2 separate regions of the Homo sapiens genome follow, and region 1 is linked to region 2. A link is a contact called in ENCODE Hi-C or POLR2A ChIA-PET data. All regions are on one chromosome and are shown on one strand. Each heading gives the region's core, a stretch centred on a gene start or an enhancer-like site at or near the end of the contact. The rest is flanking DNA. Distances are from core to core; before and after follow the strand shown. Region 1 has its middle 18 kb from the start of HIVEP3. Region 2 has its middle 110 kb from the start of GUCA2B.

Region 1 (5,689 bases), core at 1,238-3,737, 100 kb before region 2:
GGAAATGGTTTCTATTGTTCTGATTAAGCTGTAGTCTTAGGCAAGCACTATATCACTGAGTCCTGAAGCAGCAGCCTTCCCAGTGATCCCATCCCTCCCCTGCTTCACTTCTGAATCCAGAATGTATATCCATCCTTTCCCTAGGTGTTAAGATTTTTTTCCCTGTTCCCTTATCTCAGATGTAATGGGATTTCACCAGTATCCAAAGAGTGATAATGTTTGCTCCCTTCTACATACATGTCACACTAATTAAGGCTTTTGTTCATAGGGGAGGTAGGCAAGAAGGGTCCAGGTAGAATTTCTCACCCCTCTCACAGCAGTTTCTTTTCCTCTCCTCCAGCAATTCACTACAAGGGAGATTTTCTGTAGACTCTCCCAACCATTTTTGTGAACCTGTGATGGGGTTCATGGAGAAATGAGTCTAAGAAAGAAAGTGTGATCTCCTTTTATTTATTATCCCTAGGGCTTTGCCCGCTTCTACTAGAGTTCATTAAGCCAGATTCTGCATATTCAACAACCACCTTAGCTGAATTCATATAGGTATGTTTCTTGCTTAGGTAAGTCAGAGCTCATATCTCATTTCTCCCTGAAGATACCTATCTCTTCCTCGATTTTGGGCCTACTGGGTACCCAGCAACCTTAGGACTCCAGTGAGCTCAAGAAAAGTTGTGAACTTTCTATTCGTAAAGATTTTTTTTCACCATAAGTTTAGGAACAATCCTTCCCAGCTGTCTACATCTTTGAGAAGAAACTAGAAGTCTACCTTCTTATAGGTACTTTTGCATCTTTTGCAACAGCAAACAGAAGAAGGTACAGCAGTTGGTCAGGGTAATCACTATTCTCTTGGAAACTTGCTTAAAGAGCTTTAGGAATGACAGATGTTCCAAAAACACCTCTATCTGTTGTTTTTGAGAAATGTAAGATATACGGGGAAAATCCTATAGGAGTTAAGTAAAGTACAAATAATGTACCAATTTTTCAAAAAGTGGAGGGCAGAATCTGTATAAACTATCAGTCAGTTATAATTCAGGACAACTGTCTTGTTGAAAGCATCTACCAGCCTGCAATTGCCTGGCAAAGAATATGATGCCACATAGTAAACACCATGGATGGTGAAGAATAAAATAACTCTAGAGGCTTTCTAGTCCACTTAATTTCAGAATTGTTCATACATGTCACCATTTAGTGAGAAATATGACAGGCAACTAATTACTCAAAATTAGGCTAATGACAAAAACATTATACTTATGTTTTATTATTTATTCTAGTTTCCCCAAAGGTAAGTCTTGTCATTAATCATTAACTACTCCATATATTATTATTATTAAAAATGATAATGAAACAACTACAATTTAGTGACCACTCACTACTAGCCAAAGACTATGCTTAGCTAATAGCAAACATGTTCTCATTTCACCTTCACAACAACTCAGTGAGAGAAGTGGGACTCAGAGGGACTAAGAAACTCGTCAAATCCACAGAATTAACATATGTTAGAACTAGAATTAATTCCCAGGTCAGATTTTAAAGTCCTTACTTTTAACTTCTGAGTCAGACTATCCCAGATGATGTTAATTATTTCCTGTGGCCCATTGAGTATTTCCTGCTGTCATTTACAATGCTGGAAAAGGTCCATCCTTGCATAAGAACACAAAAGCATCAGAAATGCCTTATTAGCTGAGTCCAGTTGTCCAGCCACAAGGGCATTCAGTTTCAGAATGGCAACAAGGGACTATTTGTTGAGTGAACATGACAACTGACCTTTCTGAGATTGGTTTGCAAAGAGGGCATAACTGTCCTCCATGTTTTTTAAATGTCTCTCTCACTCTCTCTCTGTATACATATATATGTATGTAAATATGTGTGTTTGTGTAAAATATTCTTTTCTTTCCTGTAATCCTGTATTATCTAGCAATTTAGTCTTCTTGAAATTATATATATATTTATATTATATATTATATATATTTTATATATATAATATATATAAAATAAACTACAACTAACTCTAAGAATAAAGAGCCCTCTATAAGATTTCTACCATCTCTAATGAGGAAACATAATGTGATATTCTAAGATCATCTTAGATACCTGGAGCATAGCAACAGCACAGCAATGAGTTTCAAAGACAACAATGTGAACAGCTACCACTAAATCTTCAGTTAGGGGAGTCGAGCTATACTCAAGTATATTTCACCTAACCTAAACAAACCTGTGTAAAATAAGATAGCAGACTACATAGGAAAGACAGTAACAAGCAATGGCAATTGCCTGCAAGTAAAAAGGAAGAGTGCTACAAAGAACAAGGAGAAGTAGTCAATTCAGGGAAATTCAGTTCAAGGGTAAATGTAAATCACCCTCTGTAACCCCAAGATGGAGGGTCACCTGCCAGAATCTCTGAACTATAATACAAAGCAGTAACTAATGCTTCCCAACCTATTGCAAGTCAAGATGCACACAGAAAATCAATCTATTCAGATGACTCATGTGCGAGTCAAGATGCACACAGAAAATGAATCTATTCAGATGACTCAGCAAGAGGCAACTGATCCAGGGGCTTCTGTCACCCCTCAAGCCCGGCCTGGCTTCCCTGAGAGGTGGAGATGGAGGGATCATATTTCCACACACCTGTAATCCATTCACAACACACCACTGAGCTTTTGTCCACCAGGTGGAAAGCTCTGCAATAACTTGTGTCAACAAGAAGTAGTTCCATTATGTTTGGTCTACTCCACTTAAGAAGGTGGGAAAATATAAAATATCACAGAGTAATATTTCCATCAAAAGTAGTTAAATGTTAAAACATTTTGATGCTTAGAGGGCAAGCTTCAGTTAGAAAAATTAACTCTTGGAATGCCTCATTTCCTGATGATGCACAAATACAAAGTGTGACTACTCTGTCTTTTATTGGGGTTCAAGGTATATCTATCAAATCATTCTGTTATCTCAAGGTATTTGTGGAGTCTGAATTAACCATATCAGTACCCATGATGGTTTTAAAGTATTATTATACTGGATGACCATATGCTCTTATGATGGGACACACTGGAGGTAAAGGGATTTCTATTAATAATTACACTATAATCACTGGTATAAGCCAGGGCTGTCCTAGGAAAACCATTTGGTCACCCCAGTATTAGATCATTCTCCCTATTTGGTCCTAACCTTTTTACAACAAAGAAAGCTATGTTTATATTCTTCATTAAAATCATAAATAAAAATAAAACAGTGCATGCTAGTAGCAATAAACTAAAAACTGAAATTTATAAAACAGAAAATAAAAGTGGTACCATTTATAATACCTGGAATCATTCTTTCCAGAGATAACCTCCATTAACAGTCTTCTTTCCAGTCCTCTTTATGTGGGGAGAACTGATCCCCCAACATTATTATCCAAAGTCAGACAAATGGATACTGGGTGGCCAAAAATAATAAATATATATTCTATACACAGAGTTCACATGGAGCCTACCCCTCTCCTGCAGTCCTGGGGTACAGCATGCAATTTGGTTCTAAACTGCTGGGCACAACACTTTCTTCCTGGTCATGATGTTGGTTCAAGGTGGTCACAGGACTCTTTTAGAGCCAGTGAGACACAAAGAAACTTTTGCTCAGACTTCTAGGAAGACAATCTAGGTACTTATCAAATTGAAACTGAGAGGATCGAAGGCCTTGACCTGCACTATCCAAAATGGTAGCCACTAGCCATATGTAGCTATTGAACACTTGAAATGTGACCAGTACAGAAATGTGATGTAAGTACAAAAGGCACACTGCATCTCAAAGACTCAGAAGGAAAAAGGAATGTAAAATATCTCACCAATAATTTTTATTTTGATTACATGTTGAAGTGATGATGCATATGGCTCATATTTTCTCTCTAGTGGACAATGCCAGTCTAAAACATTGAACCATTGGTACAGCCAGGCCTGAGGGTATCCCTGGTCATGGACTTTTCAGATATGTCAACTAATAATATCTATTTTGCTTAAGAAAGTTCTGATTGGACATTCTAGCACTTGCAACTGAGAATCCTAACTGGTGCATTGTATATGTAGAGTCATGCCATACATTCAAGACTGAACAACCAATCATGAGCACTTGTTCATGCCAGCACCTTAAGAGTAGTGTGCCCAGATCTGCACAAAGTATTCTATATGTGGACAAATCAACCATTGTTTTTATCTGTTAACACCACTGTATGTGTCTGGGGTGTGTCACCAGCTTTCTTTAAGGTCTTCCAGTGCCAAAGTCTTCTTCTCCTGGCCTTTGCACATACTTTACTTTCTGCATGGAACACGCTTTCCTCTCTTTCACTTGCCTGGTTCCCTCTCATTACTCAGGACGCAATTTAAATGCCATCTCCTCAGAGCTGAGTTTCCTGACCACTCTATTTTGAGTAGGTCACCCCTGATATTGTCTCTCATAGCACCACATCTCCCCTATATGGCATGGACCAAAATATGTATTAACCTCTGTAGAAGGCTGTTTAACATCTACCTTCTCCTTCCCCACCATACCATACCGTGCATCAATGCAGAAGCCATGTATATGTGGTTCACCCATTTGTCCCCAGCACCTGGAACAGTAACTAACACATAGTAAATGCTCAATCAACATCTACTGAATGCCAGGAATGAGTGTTAATGAGTCCAGGAGAAGGAGGAAGGTCAGGGGAAGATGAAGTAATGGGGGAAGGGAACTAAGATAATTCAGTGTAACCAAACCACTGATGAATGTTGATTAATGCCATCTAGAACACTCAAAAAGAAAGTAAGGATGAGAACTGACAGAGGAAGAGCAAGTCCAGAATGGAAGGATTTGAGCAGTTAGTGGCTGCCTGGACCTTCCTCCAGGCATAAAAGCAAATGGTCAGAGATACAAATGATGAAGCCTGCAGTTCAAATGCATTTCTGAACTCCACACAATGAAAATTATGCTGAGATTTTGCTTTCTGTTAGTGACAATCTGGTTCTTAGTCTCATTCTCATAACCTAAATACAAAACTATGGGGGAATCTGAGTCCTACTCTAGGAATTTTCATCAGACTCTGCTCAAAGGCAAGATCACATTCTTTGACTTCTGCATTGTGGAGCTTCTCATGAGGCTGATTGAAATGCTGCTGTTCATATCAAAGCCAGCCTTTCTGGACTTCATCGAATATCTAGATCCCTTCTATTTTCCTCTTCACATTCTTGTTCTCACACATGATCTTTGCCACTACCCTGCTTGCTTACCTCAGCTTACCTTATACCTCGGAGGCAGCAGTAACGGTTTTTACTAAAACCCTTTAGGATTGATAGATGATAGCCTCTAATTATTTCTCTGGAGATAAGGCCTCTCTTTAAATGAGAATGGCTCTTCTTTTTGTTTTATTGTGATATATATTTTTAATTCATTTATTTTATAATGGAAAGTTGATCAATACAAAATAATTCATAAACCAAGCACCCAATTTAAGATCTAGCATTTTATTTTGGAAGCCCTCTGTGTGTCCCTCTTTGGTTTCATTTCATTTTTTAAAGAATGAAAACCACTTTGTTAGTGAACTCCAGAATTTGGGAATAAAGGGGTTAGAACCTTAGAATTTAAAGATGTGGTGCTGTCCACCAGGCAGGTGCTGACGAGTCTCCGGAAAGGTGGGAGAGCCACCGCAGTCTCTCAGAGGAAAGAAGAAAGTGCTTAGTCCTTT
Region 2 (5,480 bases), core at 1,329-3,828:
AATTTTATCCTGTGGCTTTCTATGACCCTGCACATTCCTGGTTCTCCTCCTCCTTCCGTTCTTTGTCATTTGATCTTATTTTCTTGGCAAATCTATTTTAATCTCTTCAAAGATCAAAACTTATTTTGATCTCTTCTGTGGCTTCTTCCAGAATCCTTCCTAGGTTATGTCGTCCATGCCTATGAGTTCAGTTCAGTTACTATGCTTCAAATTCTAGCCTCCACCTGATGTCCCACAGAGTTCTTAAACTTGGCATGTCATAAGCTATTTGTCATCTCCCCTTCCCCATCCTCTATCTTCTCTCCAGTAATAATATCTACTACCACATTCTAGGACCTGGGAATCATCCTTGATTCTGTCGTCTTCCTTCTCCTAAAGTCAATCACCGATTTTTATCTCATAAATATTCATAAATCCCACAATACTACCACAGCCCTAGTCCATATCTCCACTGTCTTTTGACTTTTAATTCCCTTCGTCTTTAGTGCCCTTCAGATCTAGTTTCCACACAGCTGTTGAAGTGGACACCCATTACTTCAGCAAGCGTTAGCTCTTTCTTAGGGTCACATCACACTGATTTTCCTTCAGGAACTCACTCCAAGAGATATGGGCTTGGGGAGACTGCCAGTGAAGATGATGACTTTACCTGGCCCAGGCCTGGTGTGCCCCCAAGCTGGAGCACTATGACATCTTTCATTTGGAATTTGAATCCTAGGTGGAATAACGCTGGAGGCAGTTGGCCCTGATACTTCCTGACCAAGGGGACTTGCAGTTGATTCCTGCTATGTAGTCCCTGGGAAATTCCTTCAGAGCCTGGGTTCTTCAAATTTTTATTGGGTTTTCTGAAGGATCCCATATCTCTCCAATGCGCTCCCCTGTAGGAACTTAATTAGAATTATCTTCAACCAAAGAATCTGATATCGAAATGTGTCTGAGAAGCAAACCAGGTCTTTACTGAAAACTCATTAGAGGCATTCCATCACCTACGGGAAAGACACCAAGCTCCGTAATACAAGCCCCAAGACCCTCCATTACTCTGTTCCAGGCTGCCTATCTGCACCTTCTCGCCCTACTCCTTACCTTGCCCTTACATCTCTGCCCTTCTGAATTATTTGAGGTTTCACATAACCTATGAGGTTTCATGCCTCAATACTCATGAGTCCCCTCTGTAGAAGCCCTCCCTGCTCCCATCCAGCCCACTTGAGAAAGCCTTCCCTGGCTCTTCCCTGATCCCAACATTCTGCCTTCCTCTGTGTTCTCAAGGCACCTGAGTTTCCCACCCACTCACTGTCATGGTATTTCACCTACCTGCTTTGTTATCTGCCTCTCCCACCAAACATGGAGTTCCTGGAGGGCTATGCCTTCTTTTCTGTTTCTCTGCCTCCATAATTCGTGAGTAAGAGAAAGGATCCCAATACAGGACATTAACAAATCTTTTGACCAGAGAGATGAAAATCCAGGCTGGAGGCATCTCATATAGGCTATCAAAAAAATTTATTCCTGTTCTGAAATACATTCCAGAACACTGCCAAGACCCTGGTAAGACTGGCGGACACTTATTTAAATGATAGCTCTCATTCTCTAAAATCTGAATTTCTCCTGAAAGCCTTCATGCTTTAATGAGATTCAAAATTAATTAACTCAGACAATTGTCTTCATCACTGTGACTAAATGACAAAGTGTGTTTTTGTACATATTTTTGTACATATTTGAAGAATAAACAGAATGTAAGCAAGCAAATCCATGGTTCTGTTTGGATGGCTATTGTGAAACACGTACCTTAAGTGGAATTATATAACCATCCATCTGCAAACGTTGAGTGAGGAGAGCTGGATTTCAGTCACAGCTTATCCATGACCAGCAGCTTGACCTTGGATAAGTCATTGCCCTTGGACACCTGCTGTCAGCCTTCCCAGTATCCATTTCTTTATTCTCCCACCATTGGAACCCCCACCCCCCAAAAAATTTGGGAAACCACTTTTTCTCCATTCTAACCTATATGGTATTAAGGTTGTTCACCTGACCCCAGACTCCAGGAGTTGGGCCTGATTGTCTTAAAGCCATTGTTTCTATCCCATCCACCTGGCTACAGAAGTTAGTTTAAAGGCAGTCATGAAACCCAATCAGAGCAAAGGGATTTGAAACACACTTGCAAACGGCTTCTGGCAAAGAAAAGATTCCTCTGCCTGTAGTAGATCCTACCAATGATAGATTGATGATAAATCCATGATAATGTGACCACTTGGATAGAGATGAGATTGCCAGGCAGTGAAGGAATACTGAGGAAAGCAGAATGGGAAAAGAAGCAGAACGTTGGTTATACTGCTGGGCAGTGAACAACTGGATCAAACAACACCTGAAGCTGATAGACCTCTATACGCTTCAGTTATGTGAACCAATCAATTCCCTTTGTTGTTGGAATTTAGTTTTCTGTCTATAACATAAACAGTTCTAACAGTAACAATCTCTCTGGGCCTCCATTTTTCATAGATAAAAGTAATACGGATAACATCTAAGGAGGCTGCTGGAGTGCCAGGAGGAGGCCGTGGGAACACCGTCACCTGGTCCCAGGGCCTGGATTCGCTGCTTCCAGCCAAACACGCGCATATCAGGCCGGGGCCTTCAGACCTCACGGAAGGCATTCGCCCCAGGCCAGGTGGACTTCTGATGCAGGTTGAGAACAAAAAGAAGCACCTGGACATTCCCCGGAGCCCTCTGCGTGGTCGCGCTTCAGTGGAATTTGGGGACCCTTGGCTGCCAGCCATGCTTGCTTGATAGCAACAGAAACCAGTTCTGCCCGACTCTGTGCCACAAAAAAGCCACACCCCACTCACCTGACACCCACCCCATCAAGAGTCCATGCTGCTGGGCCCTGAGGGAGGGGAGGGCTTTGTGGTCAGGCTCCATGGCCCGCCCTGGCCCTGATCTGTCGAGGATGCGCAGGACGTCCTCTCCAACTGCACCATGCCCCATTGGGCTCAGGCGAGTTCCATCTACACCGGAGAGGGGTAGGCAGAGTGGTGAGGCTTTTGCTGAACTTGGATCAGAAGAGGACGTAAAAATGGCCCTGGAAAAAGACCGGGAAAGCATGGGACACTGGCGCATTGCGGTGTTCAAGTCCCACAGAACCGAGGTGAGTTGGGTGTTGAAGGAAGCACGGCGGTCCCAACAGTGCGGGCAGCGCCAACTACGGCTTCGCGCTCGAACTTTGAGGACTCTCATCTGGATGCACAAAGAAGAAATCATTCAGTTCTTCTCAGTGTTGGAAATCCCAAGAGTTGGCCTCGCAGGAGTTAGCTGAGAGGCTCTCGGAAAGCCCAAGGAGAGGACAGGGCACAGAGACATGGAGGTGTTCAAGAGCAGCCAGGAGGAAGTTAGGTCGGACTCAGGTCCCCCTGAGACTCATATCCGTGCTGCCCCGGACCCCTGTGACTGGCCCGGGCTTCCGGGAGCTACCCTGGCATCGTGAAGCAGGCAGGCGCAGGATGCGGGGCCACGAGGAGCATAGCGGCCTCTGCACCACGGAGCTGCTTGGTGGGGGGTGTGGGGGAACCTCAGCTACTGTCTCTCCGGAATGTATGACCACAAATATGGCGACAGTGAGTTCACAGGGCATAGCACCACCGGCCACTGCCTCTGCATGAGGGGCTGCCATGCAAAGCGACCAAGAGCGACATTTACAACCTCTTCTCTCCTTCCAACCTGGTGAGAGTCCACATTGAGATGGGCCCAGATGGAAGAGTGACCGGCAAAGCAGATGTTGAGTTTGCTACTCGGGAAGAAGCAGTGGCAGCTACCTCCAGAGACAGGGTCAGCATGTGGCACAGATACATAGAACTATTCCTGAATTTGACAACAGGGGCTAGCAATGGGGCGTACAGCAGTCGGGATGCGAGGCATGGGCTTGACCACCTACAGTGACCTGAAGAGCCAGTCAGTGAGCGGCTGTGATGGGTCTGGCCACAGCGGGCAGAACAGCATGGGTGAATAGGACTCGTTTTGTTAGCAACGTTTGAATTAATTCAATCAAATTTTCACAGGCCGCTAACAAGCAGTGAAGAGCAGTTATAATGAAGGAAGCTGTGGGACCCATTTTGCACAAAGAGTTTGTGAAATCTGGATTTAAAAATTACCTCTTTAGGCCAGGCGCAGTGGCTCAGCCTGTAATCCCAGCACTTCGGGAGGCCTAGGTGGGTGGATCACTTGAGGCCAGGAGTTCACAACCAGCCTGGCCAGCATGGTGAAACCCCTTCTCTACTAAAAATACAAAAATTAGCCGGGTAAGGTGGCAGGCGCCTGTTATCCCAGCTACTCGGGAGGCTGAGGCACAAGAATCACTTGAACCCAGGAGGCGGAGGTTGCAGTGAGCCAAGATGCACCACTGCACACCAGCCTGGGCAACAGAGTAAGACCCTGTCTCAAAAAAAAAAAAAAAAAATATATATATATATATATATATATATGCCTCTTCAGTGTTTTCTCATGCAAAATTTTCTTCTACCATGTGATATTGAGTAAACTAAAACTATTTTCAGCTTTTCTCAATTAACATTTTGTTAGTATACTTCACAGAGAAGTTATCCAAGTTTAAGTATGTTACATGTGGACCTATTACACCACATCACAGTGAACACACTGGGGAGATGTGCTTTTTTGGTAAACTCAAAGGCATCAGCTCCCTGATTCAAAGAAATGTTTCTCATGTTTGTTCATTCTAATTTATATTTTCATTTAAGATCCTTTAGGTTAAGTTGAAGCTTTTTAAAAGTGAGTTTTGAAAATTGAGACACAATACTAATACTGGAGGAATTGGTGAGGCCTTAACTTAAAACTTTCTTTGTACTGTGATTTCCTTTTGGGTGTATTCTGCCAAGTGAAACTTGTTAAATTTTTTGTTAACTAAATTTTTTTCTTAAAATGAAGACTTTTTCACAATGACTGGCACAGATTATCTACTCAGCAAAAGATAGCGAAATGACTGGGTGGTTCAAGATAATTCATTTTAATTGTAATGTATTTAAGTGTGAATTTAAAAATAGTTTCATACATTAAATCTATGATCTCCCTTATATTCTAATAATGAGGCTAAATAAAAGTCTAATAAAAATATTTTTAAAAAATAATTCTGCCAGTTCTCACATCCTATGAGTCTTTCTGAAGGGTAAATACACTCATGAAAATTTAAATGTATTGTCTTATACCATTAAGCACTAAGGAAAGTAGGACTGCCCAGTTTAACCCAACAAAAGAAAGCTAAGACTAGAAATGCAAACAGAAATCCTTCATCTTTGTCCTGTACTAGGAGTTACCCTGATCTCTACCTCCCCTGCTAGCCCCCTATACTTCAGCCACTTATTCCTCTACTCTGAGAATAGTTGGGGGTGAGGGAGAGTAATCTGGAAAGGAACCTTATAAAGTGGCCCTACTTTAGAAGACTTTGGATTCAGTCACAGACACTATTCTTGCTGATGCCCCTTGTT

The links. Hi-C counts contacts between places; a loop is a spot of excess contacts on that map. ChIA-PET counts read pairs that join two places held with the same protein, here RNA polymerase II (POLR2A). Pooled maps may share reads with other maps.
Region 1: a pooled map shows a loop between it and region 2 (2.0-fold over the local background). The contact joins two enhancer-like sites. A Hi-C loop is called at or near these places in 8 of 168 maps with a recorded cell type or tissue (CD4-positive, alpha-beta T cell, CD8-positive, alpha-beta T cell, adrenal gland and 4 more), 2 of 37 single-sample maps with no recorded cell type and 16 of 50 pooled maps. POLR2A ChIA-PET finds 5 or more read pairs at or near these places in 3 of 52 experiments (CD4-positive, alpha-beta memory T cell, HEK293T and activated naive CD8-positive, alpha-beta T cell).

The regions. Positions count from the first base shown.
Region 1 is chr1:41,933,789-41,939,477 of GRCh38, forward strand. It overlaps a transcript of HIVEP3 not described here. Among named protein-coding and RNA genes, the nearest start is that of HIVEP3, 18 kb to the left of the region's middle. Within about 2 kb of position 2,488, at least 2 of the 41 ENCODE cell types and tissues checked have a DNase peak (open chromatin) inside an H3K27ac peak, as active enhancers do.
Region 2 is chr1:42,037,738-42,043,217 of GRCh38, forward strand. It overlaps the pseudogene HNRNPFP1. Among named protein-coding and RNA genes, the nearest start is that of GUCA2B, 110 kb to the right of the region's middle. Within about 2 kb of position 2,579, at least 2 of the 41 ENCODE cell types and tissues checked have a DNase peak (open chromatin) inside an H3K27ac peak, as active enhancers do.